Regions from separate parts of the Homo sapiens genome. Here region 2 is linked to region 1. The links are chromatin contacts, found by POLR2A ChIA-PET in ENCODE. All regions are on one chromosome and are shown on one strand. The core of a region is the stretch at or near the end of the contact, and the rest is flanking DNA. Distances in the headings are between cores, read along the strand shown.

Region 1 (4,946 bases), core at 1,659-4,158:
GACTAGCTGGGCCTTAGTTCCCTTGTCTGTTAAATGGGAACATTAGCAGTACCTACCTCATGGTGCTTTCATGGGGGAATCAATGAGATGTCCATGTTAAGTAGTTAGACAAGTGCCTAGGGTATATCAGCCCTGGGTAAATATTAGCTGCTGCTGTTATTATTTTTAATTTTTGCTTTCTGCTTTTAAAAATGTATCATAAGCAAGTGCAATAGAATTGTAGTTGCTGATAGATCCCAAATCCTTGCTAAGCTGACTGCCCCCTCCTGGGCATTACTAAAGAATTTTAAATATTTTAGACTGACCCCTCTCCAGATTCCTGGGGGTCCCTACACTGCAGAGAGGCAAGCAACATCTTTTGGGCCCTCCTCTTTCAGGGACTTTGCAGAGCACACCTGTGGTGGGCTTCACTGCTATCCTGGCTCTTTTACACTGTAAATTTCAAGGTTTCAGGGAAAAAAAGAAGGGAGTGAATAAGTGAGGCAAGACACAGGGAAGACACGGCATTCCTCAGGGTTTCCAGGGTCTCACTGGGTAGCTGCAACCTTGCAATCAAAGATTATGACATGGCCGGGCATAGTGGCTCATGCCTGTAATCCCAGCACTTTGGGAGACTGAGGCGGGTGGATCACCTGAGGTCAGGAGTTCGAGACCAGCCTGGCCAATATGGTGAAACCCCATCTCTACTAAAAATACAAAAATTAGCCAGGTGTGGTGGTGCATGCCTGTACTCCCAGCTACTCAGGTGGCTGAGATGGAAGAATCACCTGAGCCCAGGAGGTGGAGGTGGCCGTGAGCCAAGATTTTGCCACTGCACCCCAGCCTGGGTGACACAGCGAGACTGCACCTCAAAAAATAATTGTTTTAAAATTATGTTTTAAAATTGCTGATCCTTTTCAGAATGATGGTAATAAAAGGCATTGGTATCTTGGTATTGTATTTCTTTCTGTTTGTTTGAGACCGGGTCTGGCTCATCACCCAGGCTGGAGTGCAGTGATGCAGTCTTGTCTCCCTGAAACCTCCGCCTCACTGCAACCTCCACCTCCCAGGCTCAGGTGGTTCTCCTATCTCAGCCTCCTGAGTAGCTGGGACTACAGGCACACATCACCATGCCCAGCTAATTTTTGTATTTTTAGTAAAGACGGGGTTTCACATGTTCCCCAGGCTGGTCTCAAATTCCCGAGCTCAAGCAATCTGCCCACCTCAGCCTCCCAAAGTGCTGGGATTACAGGTGTTAGCCATCACGCCCAGCCTGCATCTTGGTATTTTAGAAGCTGATTTAGTATCTTTTGTATTTTATACATTTTTGTTAACATTTTGTGTTAGTATAATTTCAAACTTATAGAAAAGTTGCAAGTGTAGCATAACTAACTCCCACCCACCCTTTATCCAGATTCACTAATTATTAACCTTGTGCTCTACTTGCTTATCATTCTCATCCCCATGTATAAATACTGTTATATATACTATTATAGAGGGAGTATACACATACTATGGGTACTACATGGAGGGAACATTCCGCTTTCCTTTTTTTTGAGTCACAGTTTCACTCCTGTTGCCCAGGCTGGAGTGCAACGGTGCAACCTTGGCTCACCACGACCTCCGCCTCCCGGATTCAAGCAATTCTCCTGCCTCAGCCTCCTGAGTAGCTGGGATTACAGGTGCCTGCCACCACGCCCGGCTAATTTTTGTATTTTTAGTAGAGATGAGTTTTCACCGTATTGGCCAGGCTGGTCTCGAACTCCTGACCTCAGGTGATCTGCTTGCCTCGCCCTCCCAAAGTGCTGGGATTACAGGTGTGAGTTACTGCGCCCGGCCCCCACCCTTTACTCTTTTTCAGTGTAGATTTCCTAGGAACATAGTCTTTCTCTTCCATGACCACAGTACAATGATCATAATCAGGGAATGTAACATTGATACAATACTGTTCCCCAACCCACAATCTGTTTTTGTATTTTTAAAGCCTCGCTTAAAAAGCAGGTGTGGGACAAAGATGATAAATGTACATCATAGCCTAATTAGGCCACTTGTTCACCTGGTGACCTCCCCACTGGAGTCATTCTTCAAAGCCCAGCTCTAACAAGGCACCCCTGCAAGCCTGTGCAGGCTGCTGTCCCCACCTGGCAGAAATAATTCTCTGCCAGGTAGCTCTCTGTGTGTGCCCCGGTTATAGCCCTTCATGTTATATAGCAACAATTTACTCTCTGGCTCCGCAGTGGACTATGAGCTTCTCTGGGTTTCCAGGGCCTAGTTGGGTAGCTGACAGATAATTGATGCTTAGGAGATGTTTGTTAAAAAATGGATGGGCAAATAGACAAATGGAAGCCTCTGGTGGGCTGAACTTGATAAAGAGGTATTTTCTTAAAAAATATATATATATATATTCGATGAAAGTTCAGAGATACACAATACAGTGGGTGAAATTATAAGTTCTTCTTAGGAACATCTTAGGGCAAGGAAGACATTGTGTATGGGATCTTGGCTCATGCCTCACTGCCACTCCCTCAAACTTTTGTCTCCTCCCTCTACGCCAAAGCATAGTAACTGCTGAAAGAATACAGTTATGCGCAGGAAGCGTGTATAGACTAGACTCCCTGAAGAGCTGGTGCCTGTGAGCATAAGAAACGCAGCCCGGGATTGCAGCACTTGGCAGCCCTGGGCTTTCCATCATTCCTGCCACGTTCACATGCAGTAACTTTCCGTGCCGGCTCTGAGCTGCTAGTGGGAGGCGGAGCTCCGGGCTGTCCCCCTCTCCCCAGCAGCCATCAGCGCCAGGGTGCCCGGCAACTGTGCCTTGGACTAACCCGAAAAGCCACACATCCCAGACCTGGGAGCACTCCAGCCAAACGAGTTTGTGGCAGAACCTGGTAACTTCCAGAGCCTTTGAACTGGAGTGTGGAGCTTACTGCTTTCCCAAACACTTCTCCTGGAAGATACTGTCACCAGCCAGCCCCTTGGTCCCAGCTGCTGCTCCCTCCCAGGTCCATGCTGGTGCAAGTGTCACAAAACAGACAGTAATTGAGTTCAGCCTTTATTGAGCAGCTACTCTGTGGCAGGTACTACCCTAGATTTGGACATTACCATGTTACTTAATTTTTATTTTCATTTAAAAATACGTACCATTTGCTGCATGCCAGACACTGTTCTAACCACTTAACACATAAGAACTCATTTGATCCTCATGACGGCCTATGAAGTAGGTTCTATTATGATTTCAATTTTTTGGATGTGGAAACTGAAGCACAGAGAGATTAAGTCACTTAAGGGATGAGATGTGGTCCCTGTCCTTATTTGAGCTAATACCATGAGGTCTTTTTCCCTTTCACATTTTCTATGTTATTTTCACTTACTTTCCATTTGATGGTTATCTCAAAAATATTATTCAGATCCATCTGTAAATATGCATTAATACTTACTGTGCACCAGATATCCTGGGACTCCAAAGAAGTCTAAAGTAGATTCCTCACTCTAAAGCAACAGAGTTTGGTTAGGGTAACGAAGCATCTATACTTTAGCTACAAAAGGAGATAGTGAGAGATGCTGACCGTGGGACCTTCAGGAGTTGAAGGGACAGGAAGAATCTTAGGGGCAGGAATGACTGGGGAAGACGTCAGAGAAGGTGGATGGAGCTCTTGGAAACCTGAATAAATGAACAGAGAGAATCAGCCTAGTGAACTACGGCTGTCTGTCCATTGAGGCCTGCAAAAGCAGGCAAAGATGCGGTACACCTTCTGCAGAAAGTGCCTCAAACAATGCCTGTGGTTCTGGATCTTAAAAGCATAAAGCCCTGAAATCTTGAGTGGTTTGGTGGACCTCACAGCTCCTGAGCCACAGTGAAGTGGTCAAGATGGATGATCCTTGTGTGATAATACATTATGACTCATTATGATAAAGTGGCAATACAGAAAATGTGGGGACCAACTTGTAGGCAGAACTCCCGCTTGTATGCAGACAGATTTCAATGCTATGAGATGAGGGGAAGGAGGGAAGCAGCTAATGTGTTTAGTGTTACAGGATTACTACTAAATTTCTCAGTTGACTTATATGTTATGATATTCTTATGCAATAAAATTTTAAAAGATTTTAGGAAACAAAGCAAAACAAAATTTCCTCAGCCCTGATGATTATGAACTGACGTAAAAGGCATCATCATGATACATCATCTGTGACTATGGGTTGCCATATTTGTAGCCCCAAGATAGTTTGTCCCCAAATTGTTCAAATGCAGCTGAGGTGGCTGCTGACAGTGCATAAAACTAAATTCAATCCTCAATAATAGGAGGAGTCACAACTTGTCTTTGTCTCCAAAGAAAGATGATCCATTGAAGAATGTGTGTCAATTTTTGTAGTCATTTCGTTACCACGATCATGCTTTAACTCGAAGAAAGCACCACTGAATCCTGGAGTGCACTTTACATTATGAAACATTACAGTAAGCAGTTGATGTCCAACATGATTGCAATTAGAGCTTAGTGAAGCACAAGAAGGGACAATCCATGTAGGATGCATTAGTGTAACTGTGTTTGCCAGGAACAAGTTTTAACCTTTTGTACAGCTGTTGAGGGAAAGGTGCCAGTATTCCCTGTGAGAATACCTGTCAAGTTTGCATTTGAACAGGGAACACCTAGTTTATGTTTGTGAAGACCACTCCCTTTTTATGCTGAGCACCTTTGGGCATGTGTCAGCAAGGAGGTGTTAAGGCAGATGGGAAAAACAAATGCATGAGCTTCAAACCCAGCAGATTAGCAAGATTTGGAGAAATGGCAAGGCAGGAAAAGTTACAAAGAAATCACCTATTCCCATAACATAGAAATGTTGGAAAGTGACATTTGGAGAGTGAGAAGGGGATTATCTTTAAGAGGTAAAACTCAAAAGAAGGATGACTTTCTCCTATCCTGAAATGAGAAAATACATTCATTTTTCTTTTTGTCATCAAAGTATAAAGA
Region 2 (4,946 bases), core at 971-3,470, 610 kb before region 1:
TAGAGAGTTAGGAGAAATGGCTTTTTGGAGCTGCGATCTTTTTCTGAAGGGAATATAGAGTCTATTTTAATTGATTCAGGTCATTATGACTATTTTCTAGATGGTCTTTTCAGGGTGACTAAACATCACCTTAGTTAAAGGAGAACAGTAAGAAACTCATTAAAGGTCCAAGGGGAACAGACTTAATAAAAAATGTTAACAAGTTGCTACTGGTACCTAAAAGGAAACCAGGGATACTTTTTAAGTCACTTGCGTCCCAGATAGAATTACTGGTGAAATTTAATGTGACGAGTATTTTTTAAAGTATTCTAAAATAAACATGAGGCAGCCAATGTATTCTGAGATGCTCACTGTCCCAGAGGAAGTTGTTTCTTAAACTGTACACTTTGATATATTTGTTTCCTTAGAAAAGTCAAGTGTAACAAGCTAGGTCAATTGCATCAAGAACATTACTAACAGGCTAACCAATGGTAAATGTTGTGAAGGCTACTCTGGAAATCTGTGCTTTCACGTATGGGGAAACCCACACGTCTGATTTGGGATGGAGGAGACAATTGTGCATTGTTTGTAGGCGCCAACAGACAGGCTAAAGCCAGGGATCCTTGCAGAGACAGGATTAAGGTATCAGGACTGTTCACATCTCATTTACATCACCCCGAAGAGTGGACCACAGGTTTTGCTGATTAGTACACAGACTATGGCAAAGGGCATTGTGTATTTGAAATAAGATCAAGATCAGTAACAGTAACAGAAACTATGTGTGAAATTTGGCATATGGCGGTTCCTCTGAAGGATTAGCTAACTGGGTTTCCCGCACTTACTATTTTTTAAAGCATTTTTCCAAACCAGGAAGTTAGCAAAAGAAAAATGTCCCCCAATTCCCTCCGCCTACCCCACGTTCTGAAGCACATATATTTATGCCACCTTCTGGCCTCTAATAATATTATTTATTGTCAAAATTTTGGATCCTTTTGAAAGGAAGGTGGGGCGTATTTCCACAGTGTCTTCGCAGGCAAAAGAAAGTGGTAGATTGAGTATGAAGGCAGACAAATCAGGCTACTACCATTGGAGTATTTTCCATTCTTTCAATTTGTATTGTTCCTTCATCTTGGAGTTTGCAGTCAAGGTAACGATGATGCAATTATCTGCTTTCCTGGAGTTTTAGGTACCTACTAGGGGATGAATGTATTTCAATGGGAGGAGGGTGTAGAATGATGCCTATAATAATACGAATTATTAGGAGCTGTTAATTATCTGAATGTTATCCGGGCATTAGTAATGCCTCTCCAGTATATCTACCTTTTATGGATGAGACTGTACATTTAATAGGAAAAGTACCAGTGGGAATTGACAATTAGCAGCCACGCTTGAGCTAGATGCAGCGTGGCATGTTTTATCCAGCTTAGATAGTTGTCGACCAAACAGGCCAAAGTTTTCTTCAGTAGAAAATGCCCTGCCAAATGGTTTCTGGATCCTTCGCGGACAAACAGCAAAGGAGCTGAAAGCGACCTCTTTCAACCATGCCAGAAACTGTCCATGGCGCTTCTAGATTCACAAAATCTGTTTTAGACACAGATGTCTTTAACCAAGATTGGAAACCCACTGGCCGTCCCATCCCAAAGTAAAAAGTGCCACGTCCTCCCATCCTCCGCCTTCCTTGGGATGTCAGCCCCGTTCTAATTCCTTTTTAGTTTCTCCTCAGCCCTCGGCAGGGCTGGCAGGGGGCTACCTGCGATTTCCCAACGTGGACGTGGACAATCGGATTTGTCTCTACCCAAGCTGGCAGCGGATGGGGACGAGTTCTGTTCCCGAGAGAGTCTCAGAAGTAGGCACGGAATCATCTCACCGATTTTAATTTCTGTCCCTGGGCTGGGGAGAGGGGAGGATTGGGGCGCGGGAGGCTCTGTTCTCCTCCTCCCCTCTTTTCCCCACCTCCCAAAATTGGCAGCCAGTCTGTGGCTCTCGGTCTGGGGTCTGGAGGGTGGGGAATGTGGGTGTGGGGGCCGGCTGGAGAAGCTCTCGCTAGCGCTGCCTGTGGCCAGACCCGCCTCTTGTCCCCTTTCGGGCGCACACACACGTCCACCCAGACACTCCGCGCGCTCCCTCGCGCTTTTGCTTGCCCGCCCGCCGCCGCCTGCTTTTTCCCTCCTGCTTTCGCCGGTCGCCTTCTCCTTCTTTTTTTTTTTTTTTTTTTTTTTTTTTTTTTTTTTTTTTTTTTGGTACCATAGAGTTGCTCTGAAAACAGAAGATAGAGGGAGTCTCGGAGCTCGCCATCTCCAGCGATCTCTACATTGGGAAAAAACATGGAGTCAGCTCCGGCAGCCCCCGACCCCGCCGCCAGCGAGCCAGGCAGCAGCGGCGCGGACGCGGCCGCCGGCTCCAGGGAGACCCCGCTGAACCAGGAATCCGCCCGCAAGAGCGAGCCGCCTGCCCCGGTGCGCAGACAGAGCTATTCCAGCACCAGCAGAGGTAGGAGGCTGGAGAGGGGCTGGGGAGGGGGCGGCGGGAGCCCGGGCGCGGAGCGGGGGGCGGCCGGGAGCGGGCGCCCGGGGCGCGGGGTCCGGCGGCCGCGCGCGAGCCTGCGGCGGCGCCCCGAGCCCGGAGGACCCCCCTCCCCTCCCCCCTCCGCCCCCCAGAAATGTTGCAAACTTTTGCAGCCCGTTCTCGGCTTGCGGGAGCAGAGTGGGGCGGGGGAGGCGGCGGGAAGGTTGACAGCCGGCGGGCTCACCCCCCTGGCTTTGATTTTTCTGCAAACACTGGAGGAAAGCTGCGTTGCCTCAATTAAATACGCTCCCCCAAAATACGGAGATGCGGGGAGTGGGGGCCCGGGAAAGAAACTTTTAAAGCGGCAGTGTCCTTTTAAGAAGGGGCAAAAAAATCTGTTTATGGCCACCCTCCTTCCGCTTTACCTTTTCTCCTCTTGACAGTTTCGGCCCTGGCTGCCCGAGTCGGGGGTGTGTTTTCGGTCCCTCTCAGATCTGGGCGGGGGGCGGGAGGAGTGAGCGACCTGGGAAGTCCCGGGGGTGGAGAGGGGGCGCTCCGGGGTCTGGGGGCGACGTGGACACCTTCTTTGGAGCACGGCGGTGCGTTTGGGATTTGAAGGAAGGGCCGAAGGAAGCGGGGTGCGGGCGGGCGAGCTGTTCGCCAAGTTGTCTGGCGGGCGCGGCGAGGGGAGATGCGCAAGTTTGCAGACCGGGGGTTCGGAGCCCGGCGCCCAGGCTGGCGGGGGGCGTGTGCGCGCCAACGCGCAGAGGGCGGCGGTCCTGTGGGGCGCTCCACGCGCATCCGGAGGGAGCGTCTACAAAAGCAAGCACCGAAACTTATTTCTGCTCTGGGAATCCTTCCCTCTCGGAGGTTCCAAGCATTTCTGCAGGAACCTGGGGATGGTCAGTGCAAGTTGTATGCTGGTTGGATAGTGCAAGCAATGTTTTCTCCTCCCCTGGCGATTTTTACTCTTCATTTTGGTGTTTGGTCTGTGTCTGCGTGTGTTGGGGGGGATGGGGGGGACTCAGTTGCTCCCTCCTTTCCTAAAGTGAGCTGTTGAGGAAAGCTCACTCTTTCTTGAAGGTATTGGAACCTGATGTGTGTTTTTCTCGAGAGTGGGGGATTATTTATTTGAATGCGCCTGGAGTTTGCAAAGAACAGGAGGAAGCTACAGCTTTAATTACTGTTGTAAATAATGTATAAATCGCGCCTGTCACTCCGGAGGAAGCGTGCTCGCGCGAGCCGCCTGGAGCTGGGGACGGAGAGGATTTCTCCAGCCCCGGCTTGGGTACCGGCCCAGCGCGCCCCCTCCTCTTGCACTCGGCTTCTGGCGGCGGTTGGGGAGGGCTGGGTAGAGGCGAATGGGGGCCCCAGGAACTGCTCCCTTCCTCTCGATGTTGTAGTTGGAGGTAGGAATATGGCTGATCATGTGCTGGCTGTTTTACAGTATCCCCCCCCCCACCTTAGCCACACCCCCTGTCCAGGCGCTTTCCCATTCACGGAATTCGAGTACAGTAAAAGCCATCAGGATGACACACGCGAAAAACATTTAATTAAAGGCGATTTCCAAAGGGTGACCGCGGCGAACCGCGGTTTCAGCGGGAGGGGGGCGGCGAGGGCTGGGACAAAAGGGAAGGGGATGAGGGCTGGGGGCCTGGACCTGCCGCTAGCTCGGTGAGTTTGTGTGCGGGGAGCTTTTGGCTGCAAAGAGTATATTTAGACCCTGAGACGGTGGATTTGGAATGCGAGCGGGTTATGTAACAGGGTTAATCAGAAACACTGGAGAAAATCCCCTTCATGTGTTTCTGGGGCTTTTTTTTTTTTTTTGGAATGGGGGGGACATAGTATTTAGGAAGCTGCACTAATTTTTGGTTTGTGCTGCCACCTTTCTCCTTCTTGACCCCCCCACACCCTGTGTTATTAACATCTTCAGGTGTCATTCTTGCCAGAAGGTGTTCTTGCAAGCGATCAGGGTGGCAGGCTGCAGAGCCGACTAGCAAATCCGTAACTTGCTGTTCTTGCAAATTATGTAACGCCGGAGCATTCAGTGCCACCAGCCCCCTTAGGCTCAGCAAAAAGGGGAGAGGGGCATAGTAGGAGTGGGATACATCTTGCACAGCTGACCTGCTGACCCATATCCCCTTCCCCCCACCCTCTGCCCCCACCCCAACTCATTCTTTGAACCAGCCCCTGTCTGTCCCTCCTGGAAGATTTAATGGGAGGGGGGTGGTAAGGCCCAAACACTCAACTCACATCCTGCACGCAGGCACTAGGTTATATAACAGTCTGAATGGAAAAAGGAAGGTCAGAGATGGAGGCATCCTTTAGCTAACACAGCAGTAGTAATAGCTTCCAGAAATTATGTGCATTTGCAGACTTTAACCTCAGATGTAGCATCTGCTCCTCAGGGGTACCAATCTTTATGTGTGTGAGCTAGGGAGAAAAAGAGAGAATGTGTAAGT

Evidence for each region. ChIA-PET counts read pairs that join two places held with the same protein, here RNA polymerase II (POLR2A).
Region 2: POLR2A ChIA-PET joins it to region 1 with 13 read pairs in PC-9. The contact joins the promoter of RORA here to the enhancer-like site in region 1. POLR2A ChIA-PET finds 5 or more read pairs at or near these places in 2 of 52 experiments (BJ and PC-9).

What each region holds. Positions count from the first base shown.
Region 1 is chr15:60,618,638-60,623,583 of GRCh38, reverse strand. The region is part of intron 2 of RORA (RAR related orphan receptor A); the gene reads left to right. The region is part of intron 5 of RORA-AS1 (RORA antisense RNA 1); the gene reads right to left. Among named protein-coding and RNA genes, the nearest start is that of RORA-AS2, 60 kb to the left of the region's middle. RefSeq lists an enhancer at 2,783-3,283. Within about 2 kb of position 2,908, at least 2 of the 41 ENCODE cell types and tissues checked have a DNase peak (open chromatin) inside an H3K27ac peak, as active enhancers do.
Region 2 is chr15:61,226,576-61,231,521 of GRCh38, reverse strand. RORA (RAR related orphan receptor A) reads left to right here and starts at 2,220. Exons shown (of 11, transcript NM_134261.3): 1 at 2,220-2,469. The coding sequence starts at 2,304.